Regions from separate parts of the Mus musculus genome. Here region 2 is linked to region 1. The links are chromatin contacts, found by Hi-C or POLR2A ChIA-PET in ENCODE. All regions are on one chromosome and are shown on one strand. Each heading gives the region's core, a stretch centred on a gene start or an enhancer-like site at or near the end of the contact. The rest is flanking DNA. Distances are from core to core; before and after follow the strand shown.

Region 1 (5,591 bases), core at 1,057-3,556:
TGCTCCCAATGAGACACTAGATCCAGGAATCCCTCCTTTTTCAAAGTCACACCTTGCATTCACATCTGTCCCTCCTTGCTGATCTCAGAAGCCAGGCTACTGGAAAGGTACAGCTGATACCAGATGAGCCTGAACTGTCTCTAGGTGAGGGGCTGCCTGTGTGGTCTCTTCCCTTGAAATTTTGGCGGTGCTCCACATTCTAGATCCTTCCTTGAGAAGCCAGGAAGTGAGCAAGCAAGACTCCTGGTCAACGTCCTGGAGCCTGGCCTGGATACCCACAGCCCATCAAGCTAAGTCCAGGCATTTTGAGTATACTGGGAACTTTCTGTAGTGGGCTCTCAGCTCAGGCTAAGCCTCAGCACAAAGGGACAGTTATCTGCCCCACCCTCACTTGGAGGTATCTATACGCACAGGCTGCTGGACACCCGCTGAACGTTGCCAGCTCTGAAGACTGACGACACTGTCAGGAAAGTCTCAGGCGCTTGCAGCTACCCAATTTCTCACATGCCTTGTGGTGCCTGGTGGGTCCCAGGTGGCCAGACAGGAGATGGCCTTCAGCCCAGAGAAGAGAGTGTGTGGCTGGGGCCCCATCTGTGCCGCCCAGGCTGCTTCTAGCAGTGCCATTGGGCAGGACTGATCTTCCAGGATCCAGAATAGATCCTACCCACCTAGGAGGAGTCAGAGCCAGCTGCCCTCGTGATCAATCTTCAACAGTGGGGTTCCCTGTCTTCATTCCTTCCTGGTTGGTCTCAGACAGAAACAAATTGCTCAGGAAGTCAGCTGAACCCACAAGGGCAGCTGGTGGGAGCTGGCTTTATTGGGTACTGGGTCAGCTCTGAGTCCAGACTTATCTCTTCGGGATAGAGCTGTGGCAGGATATCTTGAAGACGTCACAGCTAATAAGGTACATGGTTTGGGATGACCCATAGACTTTCTTGAGGGCTGGGATCTGTCTCAGATCCTTGGCCCAGGATCTGCTGGAAGATGTCTGGAAACAGTTGTCCAGGCATAAGAAGAGGCAGAGGGCCTCTGCAGGCAGGAGACAGGTGCAGGGCTGAAAAGGGAGTTCTGGATCCATCAGGTGGACTGGACCAGAACATAGTGAGCCAGTGTCACTGCTCTGAGACTTTGAGAGGAGAGATACTTGCTCCCCTCCTCAGCTCACCAGCTTCCCTCACAAAGATGGGGCTGAGCTCTACGTGGCTTGGTTAGGCTTCTCCAGGCTCATTCCCTGGTCTTTCTCTACCTAGCTGTCATTGATGTTCACCCTGCTCTGGAGAGTTTTCCCCCAAGGTGTGGGTCCAATGGCCACCAACTCCAGAGGTTCTCCCCGGATTCTTACCCACAGGCCTAAGTTGCTTTGTACATCCTCTGACCACTCTTAAACGTGCAAACTACAGCAAGCATTTACTCAAGTTAGCATTGGTCCCTAGCACACAGACATCTCAGTTCACTCACAGGTGTACCCAGGGTTTCCAGCTGCTCTGGCCACTCTAGGCAGCTGGATCCCTCAACACCACCCTTACCTCCCCACCTTCCAGAAGATGAGGAAACCGAGGCCCTGCTAAGTAGGCAATGGCCTGACAAGCCTCTTAGCTGAGGGCACCGGTTCCCCCAAGGGCCCACCGTTAACTCCATCACCACCGGATCTAAGCCAGATTCCAGGGTCGGAAAAGGTAGGGATGAGCCCCGAGGGTCCCTGGCGTTACTGCTGACGTCACTGGGCGTCCCGCCGAACAGAACCGCGACCCCTCCCCCAATATAGCTGAGCTGGGAGGAGCAGGACAGCAGGGGCTCTGGGCAGTCAGACCCCCAGGCCTTGGGAGGTCCGGGCCCTCTCGCTACGCGCCATCGCGTACCTCGCCCGTAGCCCAGCCGCTGGCGTAGCGCGCGGCCCGGGCGCACCAGGCTCCGGTGCACATACGTGAGCCACGCGGCGCAGGTGAGCAGCAGCAACAGCAGCAGCAGCTTCATCTGCTTGCGGACCTTCTTCACCGGGAACCACGGCATCGCGGCGCCACAATCAGGGGCGTCGCTGCGGCCCCCCGGCCCCGCCTGCCCCGCCCCACATCCCCCGGCCCACCCTGCTGCGCTTAGCGCCTGCAGCACCGCATGGTCCTTTGTCCGCTGCGGGGACTACGGGATTCGGCCACTACTCCCGGGCTGCTCAGGCCGCGGTCGGGGTGGGCGGCGGGAGCGGCTCCTTGAGGCGCTCCCCCGCCCGCCCCTCCCGGCTGCTCACGCTCCTCTGGACGCCGCGGGACCGAGCAGCATCCACGCTGCGGTGCTACCCAGCGTGAAACGGGACCGATGGTCGCGGTGCCCGAGCCAATCGGCCGCGGCCAGCCCGCGTACAACCAATCCGTGATGCTCGGAGGCGGGGTGGCGCGTTAGGGTGTGCCAATGATCCACACGACGCGCGCATTCACCTGGTGTTCGCCGGCCGCGCGCCCGGGGATGCGGGGGTTGTGGGGACCGAATCTGCGGTGAGGGACACCAGGGACGTCGGGGAGAGGGATGTAAGAGGTCGTTGTTACTGTGGAGGCCATGGCAGGGACGAGGGGTGCTGCGGGAATCCGGCTGCGTGTCTGGGAAAACGCTGGGAATAATGAGCACGCAGAGAAGGAGCTCAGCCTTCCTCTCAGTCGGACTAAAACGAGGCTGGGATGTTCTCGGCTAGCTGTAAGGAAGGACAGGTGGGTGGAGGGTGGTTCTATCCAGATAGCTTCAGTTGTGCACTCCATTCGCTTTCTAGCTGGTGCATCCCAGCCCTCCTGACTACCACCTCTCTCCCACCTTACCACCAGCCGCTTCTCTTTGAGGTTCCAGCCTAATGACCAGGGTACTTCAGTTGGTGTAGCAGAAGCTGCTGTGAGCCTGCAGAGCTCGTGGGTTAGGAATGGGGACTGGACATTTAAATAGTCTCCCTTCCTCCGTGATGCCATGGCCTTAAGTAGAAAGAAGCCATTGGAAGGAGATGGAATCTCTTAGAGACCTTCGCACCCTGGGTGGGTGTGCCCCAGTGGAGATGACTGGGCAACTTCCAGTGTCTGTTCTAAGGGGTGGCCTCCAGCTCAGTAGGCAAGGGAGCCTTCCCATACCACATGCACCACTGTGCTGTTTGCAAGGTGGCTTTGCTGGTTTTGTTTAGTTTGTGTTGTTTTGAGACAGTGTCTCACTGTGTAGCCTTAGTTGGCCTGGAGCTCTTAGACCGCTGCTTGCCTCTGCCTCCTGAGTGCTGGGATTCAAGGCATGTGTCACCACACCTGGCTTGCCTTTGTTTTTAACATTACCCCACCATCACTATGTATCCTTGGGACATAAAATCAAATTGGCCACATTTCTTTCTTTAAAAAAAAAACTTTTTAATTGTTTCTGTCGGGTTTTTTTGTTTTGTTTTGTTTTGTTTTAACTTTCTTCCAGGCATCAGCTGCTGTTCTCATCAGCTGGTTTCCTGTCCTGACTTTGTTTCTGATGCCTGCACTTGTTTATATCCTGAACATTGTCTCAGCACACACCAGCTTGTTGTAGCTACTTTTTCATCTTCCTAGTCATCCAGCTAAAAGACATCTTTACAACAGGAAGACTTGAGGGAGCAATAGAGAAGAACAAGAAGAAGAAAAGAGAGGGTCTCTGCTGTCTTATGTTTACTGGACAGAGGCAGAAAACAAATAATGTTTGTTGTTGTTCTGATTTGTTTTTGTTTTGTTTTGTTTTGGTTTGGTTTTGGTTTTTGAGGCAGGGTTTCTCTGTGTAGCCCTGGCGGTCCTGGAACTCACTCTGTAGACCAGGCTGGCCTTGAACTCAGAAATCCACCTGCCTCTGCCTCCCAAGTGCTGGGATTAAAGGCATGAGCCACCACTGCCCGACAAATAGCATTTTTTGTTTTGTTTTGTTTTGTTTTGTTTTGTTTTGTTTTGTTTAAGAAAGCAAATGTTGGGAAGCAAGCAAAGCGTTTGGGCAGAGAAGTGCACTAGCAGGGAAGAGTTCAGGGCCCTGTAGGCGACCCAAGCCCAAGACTCTCCTCTCTTCATCTAGAGTCGGTAAAGCAAGTAGGGTAAGGCAGAACAACTGAGGAGTCAGCAAACCGTGATCAGCTAGACAGCGGTTCCCCTTGCTAACACATCTGGCCGAGACCACATCTCACCCCAACCACAGAAGGAAATGTTTCAGTCTAACCAAGCAGACAGCACGACAACAGGATCTATTGATGAACGTATGCACTTCAAACAAACAAAAACCCAACTGTATTTGTCTTTTTTTTTTTTTTTTTTTACAGATTTTAATTCATTGTTTTATGTATATGGATGTCTTGTCTGCATGCGTGTCTGGTCTACCACCTGTGTGCCCAGTGCCTACAGAGGCCAGAAAATGGTGTTGCATCTCCTGGAACTGCTTTTAAACCGCCGTGCTGGTGCTGGGAACTCAACCTGAGTCATCTGCAGCGCTTTTAACTGCTGAGTCATCTCTTTGCCTCCTGCAACTATGTTTAACCAAAGCAGAGCCATGGTTAAACTCTCTAACCAAAACAGGCTGCATCTCCCGAGAAACCGGGTCAGAATTTCACATTCACCTTTGGAGGCTAGTCATTCTTGCAGCTGAGTCACACTCCTTGAACATGTTCAAGAGCTAAATGATGAGAACATAGAAACATTAGCCAATGCAATTCTGGGTTGTGTTAGATGGGAGGGAAGCAGGGGAAGGAAAAAGGAGGCAAAGGAATTGATTATCGGAGGGGAAGGGAAAGCACTTGCCATTCAGTCATGGAGTTGTAATGGCATTGGTGACTACCTTTCTTTTTTCAATATTTATTTTTATTTTATGTGCATTGATGTTTTGCCTGAATGTATGTCTGTGTGAGGGTGTTGGATCTTGGTGTTACAGATAGTTGCGAGCGGCCATGTGGGTGCTGGGAGTTGAACCCAGGTCCTCTGGAAGAGCAGTCAGTGCTCTTAAGTGTTGAGCCATCTCTTTAGCCCCAACATCTACCCTTTTGATGGGACATTCTAATATCTTTGGACTCAGAAAAGGCTGAGGTTCTTTGACTGGTGTGGGGAAAGCCTAAGCCTGGATTCCTAAAAAAACAGTCTATGGTATTAGCAGTTTTGTTTGTACAAGATGGATCTGAATTCTTGTAGTTGTTTTCCATGGAACTTAGAGGCGCTAAGAAACACCCTCAAGGAATCTCTGCCTTTCTGAGTCACTACACCATAGCCTTGATCTCTCCTTGAGGGGACTAGCATCCTGAGCAGCACAGAGACCATTCTCTCTGTAGATCTCCTGCTATAACAGCCTTTTATATGATGTGTCCCCTGGTAGAACCTTCTCGTATTTGTCTAGGACTGAAGGTGCTCGCTCCAAGGACCAGGTTCTTGTAGCTGTGTCCCCATGAGAGTCTTGGATGAACCAGGATGCATTGGTTGGTCCCTTGGGATCTGAGATCACTAAACCAGTAGAGCCCAAAATTGTAGGGACATGAAACAAAATTATGCTATTTCCTCTCCTGACCCCTGGACTCCTGGATGCTGTCCATGGAGAGAGGCTGTAGGGTGGCACTGGTCCAGAGCATCAAGCATATTGTGGGTACATCC
Region 2 (5,591 bases), core at 1,988-4,487, 140 kb after region 1:
AGGCTCTTCTTCTTCTTCTTCTTCTCCTTTGCCGCCACCAGCCCACAGCTCACCAGTCTCAGAGCCTGGCCATCTGGGCAGCACTGCACGCAGTAATTCAGAACTTCAAGGTCCATGCGGGTCAACCTGACTCGCTCCAGTACTATCTCTGGAAGGCTGCTGAGAGCCTGTCGAACAAAATCCTCCTCCTGTGTCTCATACAGGCAGTACAGCAGCTCCAGTCCAAAATTGAGGTCCTCCTCTTCCTCCTCCTCCTCCTCTGCGTCCTCGATGTCCTCCAGCTCAGCAGTCTTTTTTGCCCCTACTGGTGGCCCCTTGGGGTGGCTCTGTCCTTGTACCCACCGCAGGGTGTCCTTTTTCACATGATCTGGCACCACACAGCCAAAATGGTTTCCAATGTCACGAAGCCCCTCTGTATTTAGCAGGCCAAAGAGGAATCGGGTGGTCAGTGCAAGATGACCACGTAGCTCCGCGTCAGAGTTCAGGAGCTTCTGCACACCGCCTGCGGGCGTCCCCGGAGTTCGCTCAGCTTCTAGTAGGTATGACAATGCAGCCAAGAACTCCTGGAAGCTCTGGTCAATGAACTGGTAGGTGACCTCAGTTTTTAGCACTCCTGGTATCTCTTTCTTGTTGAGAAATATTGTCTGAACTTGGGAACCCCGAAGCTTCAATTTCTCCAGGTCCTCTTCTGAGAATTGTGCTTTATGATGATCCAGGATGCCCTCCCTGGCCAGGCGACACAGCGTTCTCAGCTCTCCCTGAACCCGGGGTCCATTGGTGCCTGCAGACTTCAGCATGCTGGTGATGAAGAGCAGGTACACAGAAGTAGTGGTCTTGGAGGTACGAGAGAGATCCCGGCCCAGCTCTAGCTGCTGCTGCAGCACTGTGCACACGATCCAGCACACGAAGGGCACAAAGCACAGTGCAAACAGCGTCTCGTTCTCTTTCACGAAGCGGTAAGCGCGCTCTGCCTTCCTCTCGTCCCGGAAGAACTTGAAGAAATACTTTTTTTTGTCTTTGTCTGAGAAGCCGCGTATTTCTGCGCACTGTGGCGAGCACAATCTGCCCTGCAGCCTCCCTGTAGCGGCATGGCGTGTAGTCACTAGCAAGCGAGCTCCTGGTAACAGCTCCTGGCTCAGCAGCCCGCTCAGCACTCTCAAGCCACTTGTAGCCTCCAAAGGGTCTTTGCAGGGAGTGGCCTCTGAGGATGGTAAAGTAGGCAGCTCGTCTGCACCGTCCAGGATGAACAGTAGGCGATTGGGTTGCGCCAGTATCCGCTTCACTGGCCAAGCGCGGTCCGGGCACTGGTCCAGCACCAGGTCCGCCAAGCTGCGCTTTCCCGGCCGCTCCAGCAGCTCGCCGCACGGCATGAAGAAGGCAAAGTCCACCTGGCTGTGGTATAGCTTACCTGCTGCCCAGTCATAGAGGATTTTCTTGGCGGCCATGGTTTTGCCGATGCCTGCCGGGCCCTGCAGCACCACGGTCAGCGGCTGCGAGCTCTCTTCATCATTTCCCCGGAAGAGCCGATTAAAAGTGTGCGTGTCCGAGCGCCGAGCGCGTTCGGGCTCCGGCTCCCCCAACGGCCCCAGCAGCTCGTCCTCCACAGCGCCGGTCCCCGGAGCGATGAGCAGCTTGGTGAAGCGCTTGTTGATCTTCACAGAGCGAGCATTCCTCTCCTTCACCTTAGCATGCTGTCGTAGCACGTGCTCGCGGTACTTCTTCTTGAACGCTGGAAGGCGTAAGATCGCGAAAGACAGGGATGGGCTTGCCGCCACTATGGAATCACCCCCCTGCCTGTCTAAATCTGGGCTCCCTTTCCTCTAGTATGCTATAGCTTCCTTCTCCAGCCATCTCACACCCAAGGATCCCCAAGCAGCGTCCAGGAAACTTGGGCTCTATAAGGAGTCCAATAGGACGTTTCACCTGTGTGCCCGACCGAACATACCTGACACGGAGAGAAGCACCGAGGTGGGGCCGAGCTCTGGAAGGCAAACCCGACATGAGGCTCTCTGAGCATGAGAGATGGGGCAAGGCATTTCCATGGGAGCTTATGGAACTACCAGCCCCCGCCCCCCCCTCTCCCCCGCGAATGAAACTTTGGGCTGGTTTCCGGGAAGGAGAGTCTCAGGAAGTGGTAGAGTGGACAAAGTTGATCTTCCCAAGGAGAGCAGGGAGGATCAAGGGCGAGCCACCGGATCCAGCCCCATCCTACTCTGCCCAGCTTACTCTGTAGCTGCTGTTGCTTAAGTCGCGAGGCCACATCTCGAATATCCGACCTCTTCAGGACCTGCCGGGTCATTTCTACAGCTGGCACTGGCTCATAGAACTCAATGAGCTTGTCGACAAGGTCCACAGCGTCTGAGCGCTCCAGTCGCCCCCACGGGATGCTGCGGCCATCCAGGGGCGCATCCCTTAGCTTGTGGCGGAAGCGCTTCAGCTGCTCCTGGCTCAGCTCCTCCAGTGTAGCCATAAGCAGCTCCCTTGCCACTGCATCCACGCTGGGGATGAGAAGGGTTATCATCACTGATGCGACCTGAATAGGACCTGTCCCTGAACCTCCAAAGCACCCCGGGTCACACATTGCACATTCTCCACATGGAGCCCCAGGGCAATACATTGTAGAGACCCACAGGGTGTTCCAAGGCTTCACCTCAAATTACTGACTGTGGTGAAGTGGATCACTCCATGGTTAGTCTTTCTGCGTCTTTCCTTTCTGGCCACACGAGATAAAGCCAGTTAGCTTCCCTACGTGGGTCTGTGCTCTCCCTTGTCACATCCTCTGAAAGGGCTCCAGCTCTGCTCAACTGAGACAGGCCAGGCCCTGGTAGGCTTCCTGAATTCTCTACTCCAAACTCATACATAGCACACTTTGGTGAGTCTTTTCTGGACCACCTACACCAGGGACTGAGTCTGAGTTCCTTGTGGGGAGCAGACTCATAAATGCCCTGGTTTGCAGGGTGGACATAGAAGATGGGCTTGAAATTCCAGTACAAGACCTGCTCTAGAGGTGAGCCCAGTTAACTTGAAAGTTCTCTCTGGAAACCACACTCACCTGGAGCAGGAGGCTCCAGCGGCATCCATGGAGTCTTATCTCAGGATCTAACTCTCAGATGCAGAAGCTGGGAGCAGAGGTGATCCTTTCTGGGCTAAACTGGTCTCATTCTGGGTGTGAGGGTGTTTCTCAGTCTTGTTCATTCTGGCTCAGCTGGACTCTTGCTGACAGTCAAGAGGCTCCCAAGTTAAGCACGGGTTGTAACATCATATATGTGCTGGACTGCGACCTTTGGTTTTCTTCTATTTTATTCTATCAATACTCCTCCTCCTGGGTGTGGCATCCTATGCAGCTGTGAGGTGGTTCAGATTAAATAGCTGACTCACAACCAGGTCTTCAGAAATGGCCTTAAGGTGCTTTAAATTTTGCACACAAGGCGTGAAAATCAAGAGGGCAGGGGCCTGTGGGCAGGGATAAGGGTGGAGAGAGAAAAAGAACCAGGTCCTCAGCTCTGCAGTCAGTTAATCCTCCCACACCCAGCTCTAGGGCAGAGATCGGATGTTTCTGACCCTAGGCCCTGCAAGTGACTGCAGGGATATGGAGTTTCACTGTGTGGCTGGCACGGACGTGTGTAAAGGCACGTGTGCACACCTCCACATGGCTAAGTTAATGTTGTATTTAAGTGACTGTTTGTCGTAGACTAAATAAAGTCCATGAAGACACAGTTCACAGAGGCATGGATGTGTTTATTTATTTTTATAAATTCTGGAAAACAAGTCTTCTTTGTCTCCTTGTCATCATTATTGAAGGTAGAAAATGTGAGGCCAGGGCCAGTGAGATGGTTTATAGGGTAAAGGTGCTTGCCTGACAACTCGAGTTCTAACTCTGGAACCCACAGAAAAGTGGAAAGAGAAGAACTCCACAAAGTTGTCCTCTGACCTCCACACCCAATCTGTGGAATGCGTGCCACCGTGCTCTCAAATATCAAATGTTTCAAGGTGATAGTGATAGAGGGAGGCTGGAGAGATAGATAACACTTAGGGTTATCTGTCTCTCACAAAGAGACTGACTCTGGTTTCCTGATCCCACATGAAGTAGCTATCAACCACCTATGACTTCAGCTTCAGGATATCCAACTCTTATACAGGTGTGTGTGTGTGTGTGTGTGTGTGTGTGTGTAAAACACATACGTCTACATAAAAAGGAAGAAGGGAAGAAATACAAAGCCAAGCTGGTCTCGAGTACACTACTCAACATCTGTGTGACCTTGAACAGTTTGTTTAACCTCTATGCCTCTATTTCTTGTTCTTGAAGTAAAGCACGCACTCACAGAAGGTTGGAGAGATGGCTCAGCAGTTAAAACACTGACTGTTCTTCCAGGAGACCCAGGTTCAATGTCTAGCACCAGCACGGTGTGCAAAACTACCCGTAAGTCCAGTTCCAGGAGATGTGACACCTTCTTCTGCCTCTGCAGACACCGGGAATGCACAGGGTGCACAGACATCCATGCAAGCAAAATACACATAGACAGAAGATAAATTAAAAAGAAGAAGAAGAAGAAACGCTTATGGTATTCATATTACGTGGCGTGAAGTATAAGGTGTGGGGAGAGGGCTCTGTCTGTACAGCAGTTGCATTGTGAGTCTAGCATAAGCTTGAGGAACAGAGCTTCAATCCCCAGAACCCACTTTCTTTTTTTAAAGGCATGATAACCCACAAGGTATGGAGTGTCATGGTGACATTCGCTAGGTGGCTTTCCCACATTTTTCCTTAGAAGCCGTGTTTTCTGGTTTACAGAGAATGCTGGGTTTCTAAACCTGACTCAGTTCCAATTCTCTTTCACCTTCACCACCCTTACCACTGTCCTTCAAATGTTCTTTCCTGTTGTCAGAGAGACTGAGACTGCAGTCTTGAGACTAAAGGCCAGCACCGCTTTGGCTCTTGGGCATCTGCCACAGGATGTCTGGGACTTGGGACCCCAAGGTGGTGGCTAGACAACTCATCTGCTTTAGAGGAACCCTCTGAACTTCGTGCCCCATGCATTCTCAGGATTGCTGATAACAGCTGTGGAAAGACAGTTCAAGGAAACCCAACTGACTTTCTCCTGATCTCTGTGGGCACCAGGCACAGACATACAAATATGACCATACACATTAAATAATAATGATTTTAAAAAAGAAACTGGAAGAGCAAAGGCAAATTAAGTTCAAAGTAATTAGGGAAAAAAGAAAAGAATAAAAATCAGAACAGAAATCAATGAAACTGACAGTAAGAAATCAATAAAATCAAGCTGAAAAAAAAATCAAGCTGGCTCTTTGGGAATATCATAAAATCCTAGCCAAACAGAGGAGGAAAAAGGAGGTAAGATATAAGTTACTAGTATTAGAACTGGAAAGAGTTAATCACAATTGATTCCATGAATTAAAGACTATTCATTGAGCACTCTGAACAACTCTCTGTCTATAAATTTATCAAAACGTGCCATTCTCCTCCTCCTCCTTCTCCTCTTCCTCCTCCTCGTTCTCCTCTTCCTTTTCTTCTTTTTTCTCCTCTTCATCCTCTCCCTCTCCCTCCTCCTCCTCTCCTTCCTCCTCCTCCT

The links. Hi-C counts contacts between places; a loop is a spot of excess contacts on that map. ChIA-PET counts read pairs that join two places held with the same protein, here RNA polymerase II (POLR2A).
Region 2: a map of mouse embryonic stem cell shows a loop between it and region 1 (2.3-fold over the local background). The contact joins the promoter of Nlrp6 here to the promoter of B4galnt4 in region 1. A Hi-C loop is called at or near these places in 9 of 37 maps with a recorded cell type or tissue (T-helper 2 cell, adrenal gland, gastrocnemius and 2 more). POLR2A ChIA-PET finds 5 or more read pairs at or near these places in 3 of 5 experiments (Patski and embryonic stem cell).

The regions. Positions count from the first base shown.
Region 1 is chr7:141,057,693-141,063,283 of GRCm38, reverse strand. B4galnt4 (beta-1,4-N-acetyl-galactosaminyl transferase 4) reads right to left here and starts at 2,306. Exons shown (of 20, transcript NM_177897.4): 1 at 1,860-2,306. The coding sequence starts at 2,010. It overlaps Gm39114 (a long non-coding RNA gene), which reads left to right and starts at 2,245. Exons shown (of 2, transcript XR_881000.2): 1 at 2,245-2,486; 2 at 4,280-4,832.
Region 2 is chr7:140,918,548-140,924,138 of GRCm38, reverse strand. It overlaps Nlrp6 (NLR family, pyrin domain containing 6), which reads right to left and starts at 3,237. Exons shown (of 8, transcript NM_133946.2): 1 at 3,053-3,237; 2 at 2,227-2,498; 3 at 1,946-1,981; 4 at 1-1,729. The coding sequence starts at 3,081.